3 separate regions of the Homo sapiens genome follow, and regions 1 and 2 are each linked to region 3. A link is a contact called in ENCODE Hi-C or POLR2A ChIA-PET data. All regions are on one chromosome and are shown on one strand. Each heading gives the region's core, a stretch centred on a gene start or an enhancer-like site at or near the end of the contact. The rest is flanking DNA. Distances are from core to core; before and after follow the strand shown.

The links. Hi-C counts contacts between places; a loop is a spot of excess contacts on that map. ChIA-PET counts read pairs that join two places held with the same protein, here RNA polymerase II (POLR2A). Pooled maps may share reads with other maps.
Region 1: a pooled map shows a loop between it and region 3 (16-fold over the local background). The contact joins the promoter of FASN here to the promoter of FOXK2 in region 3. A Hi-C loop is called at or near these places in 5 of 50 pooled maps. POLR2A ChIA-PET finds 5 or more read pairs at or near these places in 4 of 52 experiments (A549, A673, activated B cell and 1 more).
Region 2: POLR2A ChIA-PET joins it to region 3 with 16 read pairs in A673. The contact joins the enhancer-like site here to the promoter of FOXK2 in region 3. POLR2A ChIA-PET finds 5 or more read pairs at or near these places in 4 of 52 experiments (A673, T-cell, activated CD4-positive, alpha-beta T cell and 1 more).

Annotation. Positions count from the first base shown.
Region 1 is chr17:82,096,973-82,099,672 of GRCh38, forward strand. FASN (fatty acid synthase) reads right to left here and starts at 1,264. Exons shown (of 43, transcript NM_004104.5): 1 at 1,149-1,264. RefSeq lists an enhancer at 1-488 and silencers at 357-406, 467-676, 697-886, 957-2,436.
Region 2 is chr17:82,240,084-82,242,783 of GRCh38, forward strand. It overlaps CSNK1D (casein kinase 1 delta), which reads right to left. Exons shown (of 9, transcript NM_001893.6): 9 at 2,584-2,700. SLC16A3 (solute carrier family 16 member 3) reads left to right here. Exons shown (of 5, transcript NM_004207.4): 5 at 1-3. Among named protein-coding and RNA genes, the nearest start is that of MIR6787, 4.8 kb to the left of the region's middle. Within about 2 kb of position 1,373, at least 34 of the 41 ENCODE cell types and tissues checked have a DNase peak (open chromatin) inside an H3K27ac peak, as active enhancers do.
Region 3 is chr17:82,518,362-82,521,061 of GRCh38, forward strand. FOXK2 (forkhead box K2) reads left to right here and starts at 1,371. Exons shown (of 9, transcript NM_004514.4): 1 at 1,371-1,946. The coding sequence starts at 1,528. RefSeq lists silencers at 791-1,450, 1,901-2,080, 2,161-2,210.

The sequences.
Region 1 (2,700 bases), core at 14-2,513, 420 kb before region 3:
GAGCCCTAGAGGGGGGTACTCAGCACCCATGCTCACCCGTGTTGGGGTGGGGGCCCGCTGTCCAGGCCAGCCCAAGAGCCACCAGGGCTGGGGAGGGACGAAATGGGGATAGCCTATGCTCTGGGGGAAAGGTGGCCCCTGCCCCACTGTGGACCGACCCAGCCAGTCCAACCCCTCCAGCAGGGTCCAACCTGGAGAACCACTCCTGGCCAGGACACGCAGGTGTTGCCTGGCACCCTTCACCTGCGCGGGTGAACCCACAGACGCTTGCCTCCCCATACCAACCCACACACCACAGGAGGCCCTCCCTGGAGCCCAGGTCCCTAAGACCCGGAACGGGTGCCCAGGCCGCCGGCTCCTCCTCCAGCATGAGGGCTGGTGCGGCCCTGGGGGGAGGGGGCGGAGGCCAGCGCTGGTCTGGCCACTTGCACGAGGCCCCAGGGCCTGATACGCGCGCCGCCCCTCGGCAGTGCGGCCTCCCTTGGGCCGTCCCGGCAGGGAGGCGGCCGCCTTCCCACCCGCTGCGATTCACAGAGGCTTGGCTGCCCCGGGCCAGCTCCAGGCCCGCACGCTGGGTCCTCGCCGCTTGCTATTCACGCGGGGTCGACGGCCAGGCAGGGGGTGGGAACACCGCGGCGCGCCCGGCCTCCCTTCGCCCCGGGCGGGGGCTGCTCGGGACCCCTGCGCTTCGGCCGGGCTGCGCCACGTGATGGGGAGGCCGGTCCCGGCGCGGCCCCTGCGCCCCCCCGTTCCTCCCTCGCGGCGTCCCCTTCGGGCTGGGCCTCGGCTCCGGGGCGGCTCCGGGAGGAGGATGCGGCGGCGCCTTTGTGGGCGCGGGGAGGCCGAGCCGGGGGCTCCTCCAGGCCCTTCAGGGTCCGCGGCCTCCCCCACGGGAAGCGAAGGCGGCTGTTGGTGGCTTTCCCCGGCGTCCTTCCCCCGCCATCCGCCCACCTACTCCGCGGGGCCCCGGGCGCCTCCGAAGGGGCACGAACACCGAGACCCGGACAGGCCGCCCAGGCGACCCCTGGATACGGGGCCGGGCCACGCGCGCCCCGAGAGCGGAGGATGAGGAGCCGGGCCACCCCGGGAACCCCGGGCCCAGCCCCGACCACGACCCGCGCCCCGGCCCCAGCGCCGGCTGCTCGTACCTGGTGAGGGCGCGGGCGGCGGTGCGGGCGGCGGAGAGCGAGGCTGGAGCGCGGCGGAGCGGGAGGCTGAAGCGCGGCGGAGAGGGAGGCCGGGGCCGCTGCCGTCTCTCTGGCTCCCTCTAGGCCGGCGCCGACGCTATTTAAACCGCGGCCATCCCCGGGCGGCCACGCCACATGGGCTGACAGCTTGGCTGCGCCGCCCAGGCCAATGAGCGTCGGGGCTGCGCCCCGGGACCCGGCGCGCCGCCGCCGGTGGGGTGATGCTCGTGCGCGCCGCCGCCCGAGCCGGGACCCTGCGCGGGAACGCGCCTGGGGGGGTGGGGCTGGGACTGAGGAGCGCCGGGGGCGGGGCGGGCGGGAAACCACCGCCCCCCGACTTCCGCCTCCCGCCCCGCGGGCCCCGACGCGCACGCGGCTGCGACCGAGCCCGCGGCGCGCCTCCCGAGCCATCCCCGACCCCCGTGTCCGCCGGGGCCACGTGTGCGGGATGGGAATGCTTGGGCCACACTGGGGACTACCCCGTGGCCACACCGGGGGTCCAGCCGGCTGCGGCGGGGCGCTCGGACCCACAGGCGCGCGGAAGGACGGACGGACCCGCGTGCCCGCACTTCGGCCGCCGACTCCACGCCGCCGTCGCTGCCCGCGCGGAGCTGGCTGAGGGCGCGGCGTTGCGCGGCGCGGCGGCAGCAGCAACCAATCGGGCGCCAGGGGTGTTCGCACCGGCCCAATGGCGGCGCGCGGGTGGGCGTTGCTAGGCGATAGGGTGATGGGCGGGCGGCGGGGCGGTCCCGGATGCCTCGCGGGCCGCGGCGCAAGTGCGGGCGTTGACCCCGGCCGCGGGCGCCCCGGCCGGGGTTACTGCCGGTCATCGCAGCGCATCCCCGGTTTTCCTCGCGGGTGCGGCGGGGAACCCAGACCCGAGACGGACGTCCACCCACCCGACGGCCCCTCCTTAGCAGCTTCCCGGGGACCCGGACGAGGCGCAGGGCCGAACGGGCGAGCGCACTCCAGGCCGCTGGAGCTCGGCGGAGGGGAGGGGCGCGGCCACGTGGCGAGCGGAGTCGGCCGGGACACCCACCTGGTGTGGTGCGGACAAAGGGAGCCGCTGCCCCACTTCCCAGGGCGGAGGCTGCGAGTTTTCCAGGCGCGCACCCACGGGCGGGGGCTCAGCCCGGCCCTCGCGCGCTCCCTCCCTCCCGAGTGATTCCTCGAATCGTGGCCCCTTGGGCGGCCTGAGCCCTGAAGCGCGGCCTCCCTTTTCTGACCGCTTCGCGCTTGCGGGGCCAGGCACCCCATGGGGGGCAAGCGGGCCTTGTGAGGCCACAGGTGTCTCTGGCTGCGTGTCCTACTTTGAGGGCTCAGCAAGCCCGGGCCGCTGAAGGGGAACCGGAGACTGGGGCCCCCGGCCCCTCTGCAGGTGTCCCGCTTCCTTCCTCTCCTGAGAGCAGGCCTGAGGGTCAGGCGGCCACTCCGCGTCTTTTCCCTTCTGGGGCTGTGGTTGACGCACGGTGGGACCGAGGGTCAAGGAAGGACAAGGGAAGACAGGGCCGGG
Region 2 (2,700 bases), core at 123-2,622, 280 kb before region 3:
AAGTGCACATCTCAGGTCCAGCTGTCCCCATCTGCCCCTGGCCTTGCGCCAGCTGGGCTTGAGCTCTTGCAGCCCAGGCTCCTGCCTGCAGCCTCAGGGCTGTGGAGGCCTCTAGCAGGGCTCAGGCTGGCGGGCAGTGCCAGCAGTTGCAGGGATCAAGGTCAGACTCTGCACAGCTAGGCCCATGTGTCTCGGCAGAGTCCACCAGTCCCACCCAGCAGCTGAAGGGAGAAAGACGAGGAGGCAGGGAGCAGACGAGGAGGTGGGGAGCAGGCAGCCCGGGCCTCAGAGGACACATGGCCTTCCCCCGCTGGCACCCCCACATCAGGGCCACCAGGGGACTGCTCACACCCAGGGGTTGCCGCCTCTGGACCTGGCTGTCCCTGGTTCTGCTGACCTCAGGAGTGACCTGGGCTTACAGAGGTACTGGCAGGGAGGTCATGGGCCGGGTGAGGGGTGCTCGCTCCTGGAACCCTGTTTCCAGGTATCTCGGGCCCTCACCCTCCCCTAGGCAGGAAGCAGTCTCTCTAGCTCAACTGTCACCCCTCGTCTGCCCCACTCTGGTCCCCACACCCACAGCACACAGCAGAGGCTCAACACAAAGTAGCCAGGCAGTGCTGCTCCCGGACAGACATGCCTGAGGGACCGTGCTCAGTGATTCAGGAGTGGTCCAGATGTGGGAAGGCAGCCACGCTTGGTTGGGGGCACAGGACGTGTGGGGGCTGGGGTCCCTGTGCCGCAGGGTGGGCGTGAGTGGGCGCTGAGTTCTACTACCTCCTCCCTCAGCTGGTGCCTTTAAAGGAGGGAAGCCATGGGGCAGTGGGTCTGCTCTGACCCGACAGGCAGGAGTGAAGGGGAAGGGAAGGGAAGCCCGGAGCCCACTGGGAAGAAGCTGGGGGCAGAGGTCTGGTGCGTGGGCTGCAGAGCTATCCCCCAACCCCGGCGACAGATTCTAGTGCCAAAAGTGGTTCAGGTCTACCGTGTTGTGAAGATCCCCTGACCAGAGACACGTCCGTCCAGAACCCACTGCTACTTGGGGTGGGGGTGGGGGGCAGAGGGCGCACAGACTTCTTCACATGATCCCAGATCAGAGGGAGAAGGGAGGTGTCCGCCCGGCCTGGGCCTTCCCAGAGAACAGCCCTGGAACAGATGTGTGCAAGGCCTGTGCCGGGGGAGGTGGCGGGGGAGGCACAGGGGACCCAGAAAGGGCTTGGTGGCCCCGGACGCTGCCGTCCCTCAGCCTTCCGAGGGGTCTATGGTGAAGCTCCCGGGAGGCGCTGCCCAGTACCTGGAGGGCCTGCTCTTTTCAGCGTCTAAACCATGCCTGAGGACACAGACCCAGCCAGACTCAGGTTCAGAGAACAAGCCCTCTAACTCTGTCCGCTCATGCCCCCGCAGATGAGATGGAACAGGCCTTGAGGACATGCAGCCCCTGCTCCCTCTCAGGGCAGGGAACCCCAGGAGGGCAGCTGCAGGCCTGGGAAGCTCAGGCAGGAACTGGAACTTGGGTCTTGCCGTTTTCCGGTTGGGGCCGGTGAGCGGGGCAGGGGCTGAGCCTCACCCACGGCCACAGTGAGGCCCCACACGGTGTCTCAGTCTGGGGCAGCAAGAGGGAACCACGTGAGGCGGGCTGGAGACAGGGAAGGCCCGGAAGCCAGCTCAGATGCCCAGGGCACAGCCAGAATGGCTGAGAGGAAGGGCCTGGGAGGAGGCAAAGTCTGGGCAGGAGGGGCTGGCAGAGCTCCAGGCCATGGGCATCCCCACGGTTGGGGAAGGAGTGCATCACAGGCAGAGTTGGCGGGACAGCCCCGGAACGTGGGGCTCAGAAAGCTACACCGTTCTTAGAGCAACCTCCAGGCAAGTGACCCGAAGTCCCTGTGCTTTTTCACTACAAACAAAAATATCCTCCTCTTAGGCAGCGTGACCCTGGCCAAGGGGCCAAGGGAGTGGCCTGGAGTGGAGAGTACTGGGTGGAGGTGGGGGTGGGAGGGGAGCTGGGAGGGGAGGCGGCCTAGCCTGGCTGAGCTCACCCACACACGAGCACAGGTTAGGAGTTGGTGCAGACCTCCCTGCTCTGGCAGCCTGACAGCCCCCGCAGGCCTTGGATAGGGGCCACTGCTGTGTGCTCTGGGGGGGGGGGGAAGAGGAACCCTATCTCCTTGTGCCTGTGCAGGGCCATCGGGCAGCTCCTGGGCTTCAACAGCTCAAGCGACAGGGGGATCCCTGAGCACCACGGCCCTATGGCAGGGGGAAGGGACATGCGCTCACCCCAGGCGGCTGGAGTGCGGCTGCCGGTGCCGCCCGAGAAGGCAGGGACTCTCCAGAACCGTCACACAGAAAGTGCGTGGACTTCTGTGTGCACAACAGAGCCCAAGGGGGCAGCACGGCGAGGAGCAGTCGCCACCCCTCCCTGCCCGGCAGCAGGCCCAGGGGGCAGCTCTCCTGCTCTGCCAGCTCCCAGACACCCACAGGCTGAGAAAGAACAAACAGCCATCTCAAAGAAGTATTTTCACACAGTTCACCTCAACACAGTGAAAACTCTCAAGCTGATGAAATAAAGACCACATGGAAAGGGGAGGGAAGAAAGGTAGAAGTCATTATGAATTTATTATTTACACGATTGTTAAAGTACACAAATACAGTGGCGATACAAACGCACAGCTCGGAGACTGGCCGTCAGTGCACAGCTGACACGACGTC
Region 3 (2,700 bases), core at 121-2,620:
CTCCTGACCTTGTGATCCACCCGCCTCGGCTTCCCAAAGCACTGGGATTACAGGTGTGAGCCACCGCGCCCGGCCACAGGATTTTTTCTTTTTAATGTTAGGAGTTTCATTGATTAGTGAACATCTGGACTATTGATCATCTTGATTTAGATGGGATCTTGTAATTTTTTAAACGGTGGCGAAATTCTTTTTTTAAAAACTTAGTATCAGATTGGTTAAGATATTAACTATTCGTTCATGAGAGTTCATATATATATAGTTCATATATATATAGTTCATATATGTATATAGTTCATATATATAGTTCATATATATATAGTTCATATATATATAGTTCATATATATATATATAGTTCACATATATATAGTTCATATATATACATATGAGACGTAGTTTCACTCTTGTTGCCCAGACTGAAGTGCAGTGACGCGATCTCGGCTTACTGCAACCTCCACCTCCCAGGTTGAAGCAATTCTCCTGCCTCCGCCTCCCAGGTTTAAGCAATTCTCCTGCCTCAGCCTCCTGAGTAGCTAGGACTACAGGTGTGCACCACCACACCCGGCTATTTTTTTTTTTTTTTTTGTATTTTTAGTAGAGCTGGGATTTCACCATGTTGGCTAGGCTGGTCTCGAACTCCTGACCTCAGGTGATCCGCTCGCCTCGGCCTCCCAAAGTGCTGGGCTTACAGGCGTGAGCCACCGCGCCCGGCCTCGTGTATATTTTTAAACTGTGTGCTGACGACAGTTAAGTAAATGTGATTCAGAACTTCTGCGTATTTTGCAGGACAGTTTTGACACAATGACATGACTCGCTAGCCAGGAAAGATAACGACATCCAGTCCTGGAGCTGCTGGTTAAAAACGAACGTGTCACCGGGTCCCCTGGGTCTGAGGCCACGCGGCACGCGGCCCCTCCGCGATATTCCCGCACCTCGCGGGGAAAAGGCCGCTCGGCGGCCGGGCCTGGGCTCGCGGGCCGCCGCCTATCCGCACCCCGGCGTCCACGCCGGGTTGGGGGCCGCTGCGTGCCTGGCGCCCGCTGTGACCTTGGGCCTGGTCCCGCCCGCCGCGCCTAAGGCGCTGCCAGGCCGGGCTCAGACCCCCGAGCTCCCGCGCCCGCGCCAACCCCGCGCCAGCCCCGATCCCGCGCGGGCTGCCGACTGTCCGCCCCGGGTTTTCCGCGGCGCCCGGAGTCGGGACTGCGTCGGGCGTCGCCGCCGGACGTGCCGGCAGCTTGGTGCGACGTGTCTTGCCATTGGCCTGCTTCGGTAGCCCCACTGCCGTACGCCGCCCCCATTGGCCGGCGTAACCGTCCGTCAGCGAGGGGCGGGCCCGGCGTGCCGGCTCGGTGGCGCGGCCGCGCGTGCTCCCGCCCCTCGCCGCCGCTCGCTCGCTCGCCGGCCGGCGGCCTCCGCTCGGCCCCCTCCCTCAGCTCCGGTGCGCGGCGGCCGACGACCCGCGCGGCCTGGGCCTCGGCCCGCGCCACCGGCGCCCGCGCGGAGCGGCCCGGGGGCCCTCACGCAGGCCCATGGCGGCGGCCGCGGCGGCGCTCTCGGGCGCGGGCACGCCACCCGCGGGCGGCGGGGCCGGGGGCGGCGGGGCCGGGGGCGGCGGGTCCCCGCCGGGCGGCTGGGCCGTGGCGCGCCTGGAGGGCCGCGAGTTCGAGTATCTGATGAAGAAGCGCTCGGTGACCATCGGCCGCAACTCGTCGCAGGGCTCGGTGGACGTGAGCATGGGCCACTCGAGCTTCATCTCCCGGCGCCACCTCGAGATCTTCACGCCCCCGGGCGGCGGCGGCCATGGCGGGGCCGCTCCGGAGCTGCCGCCCGCGCAGCCCAGGCCCGACGCCGGCGGCGACTTCTACCTGCGCTGCTTGGGCAAGAACGGGGTATTCGTGGACGGCGTGTTCCAGAGGCGCGGGGCGCCGCCGCTGCAGCTGCCGCGCGTGTGAGTGGCCTCGGGGCGGGGCGGGCGGGGTCTGCGGCCTGCAGCGCCTGGCAGGACGGGACGGGACACGCGCCCAGGCCCGGGACCACCCACGAGCGGGGGCCCGACTCTCCCACAGCCGGGACCACCAGCGGGACCCAGGCCCCGGCTGGATCCCAACCCTCGACAGCCCCTGGCCCCGACCCCCGTCCTCCCGGTCCCCTTCCTGGCAGGTGCAGCCCCCCGTCTTTCCCCCTTCCTGGAGCCGGGGCTGCGGGCGGCTGCGCGCGCGGGTCAAGGTTTCTGGGTTCTGTGCGTGCGGGGAGTTCACGTGTGCTGTTTCTATTCTGCAGCGAGGTCGCGCTGAACAGAAATGTGAAAACGGTGTGCGGTGGGAGGAACTGCCCCGAACTAAAATCTATGTCTCTTAACCGATGAAGGGTTGTCTGTTGTCTTTTGTTGTTGTTGTTGTTCAGTCGTTTTCAGTAGTGAGCTGTTTCAAGAGTGCGGTGTTTTAAGCAGGAAGGACTCCTTTTTCCCTGCCGTGTTTTCAGTAGGCCAAATTGGAAGACGCTTCAAGCATGATGGATTTTCAATCTGTGCTCTGAACCTTAAAATTTAGGGAAAACTAGATGCTTTTCGCATAACTTCTACAAAAAGACAGTTGATTAGGAATTATTACAAGGTCATGTAGAGTGTTAAGTCAGCCTGATAGGGAACTGCCTATCCTGCTACAAAACAATTTAGCTTGGTCCTGTGGTTTTATGAAGTTATC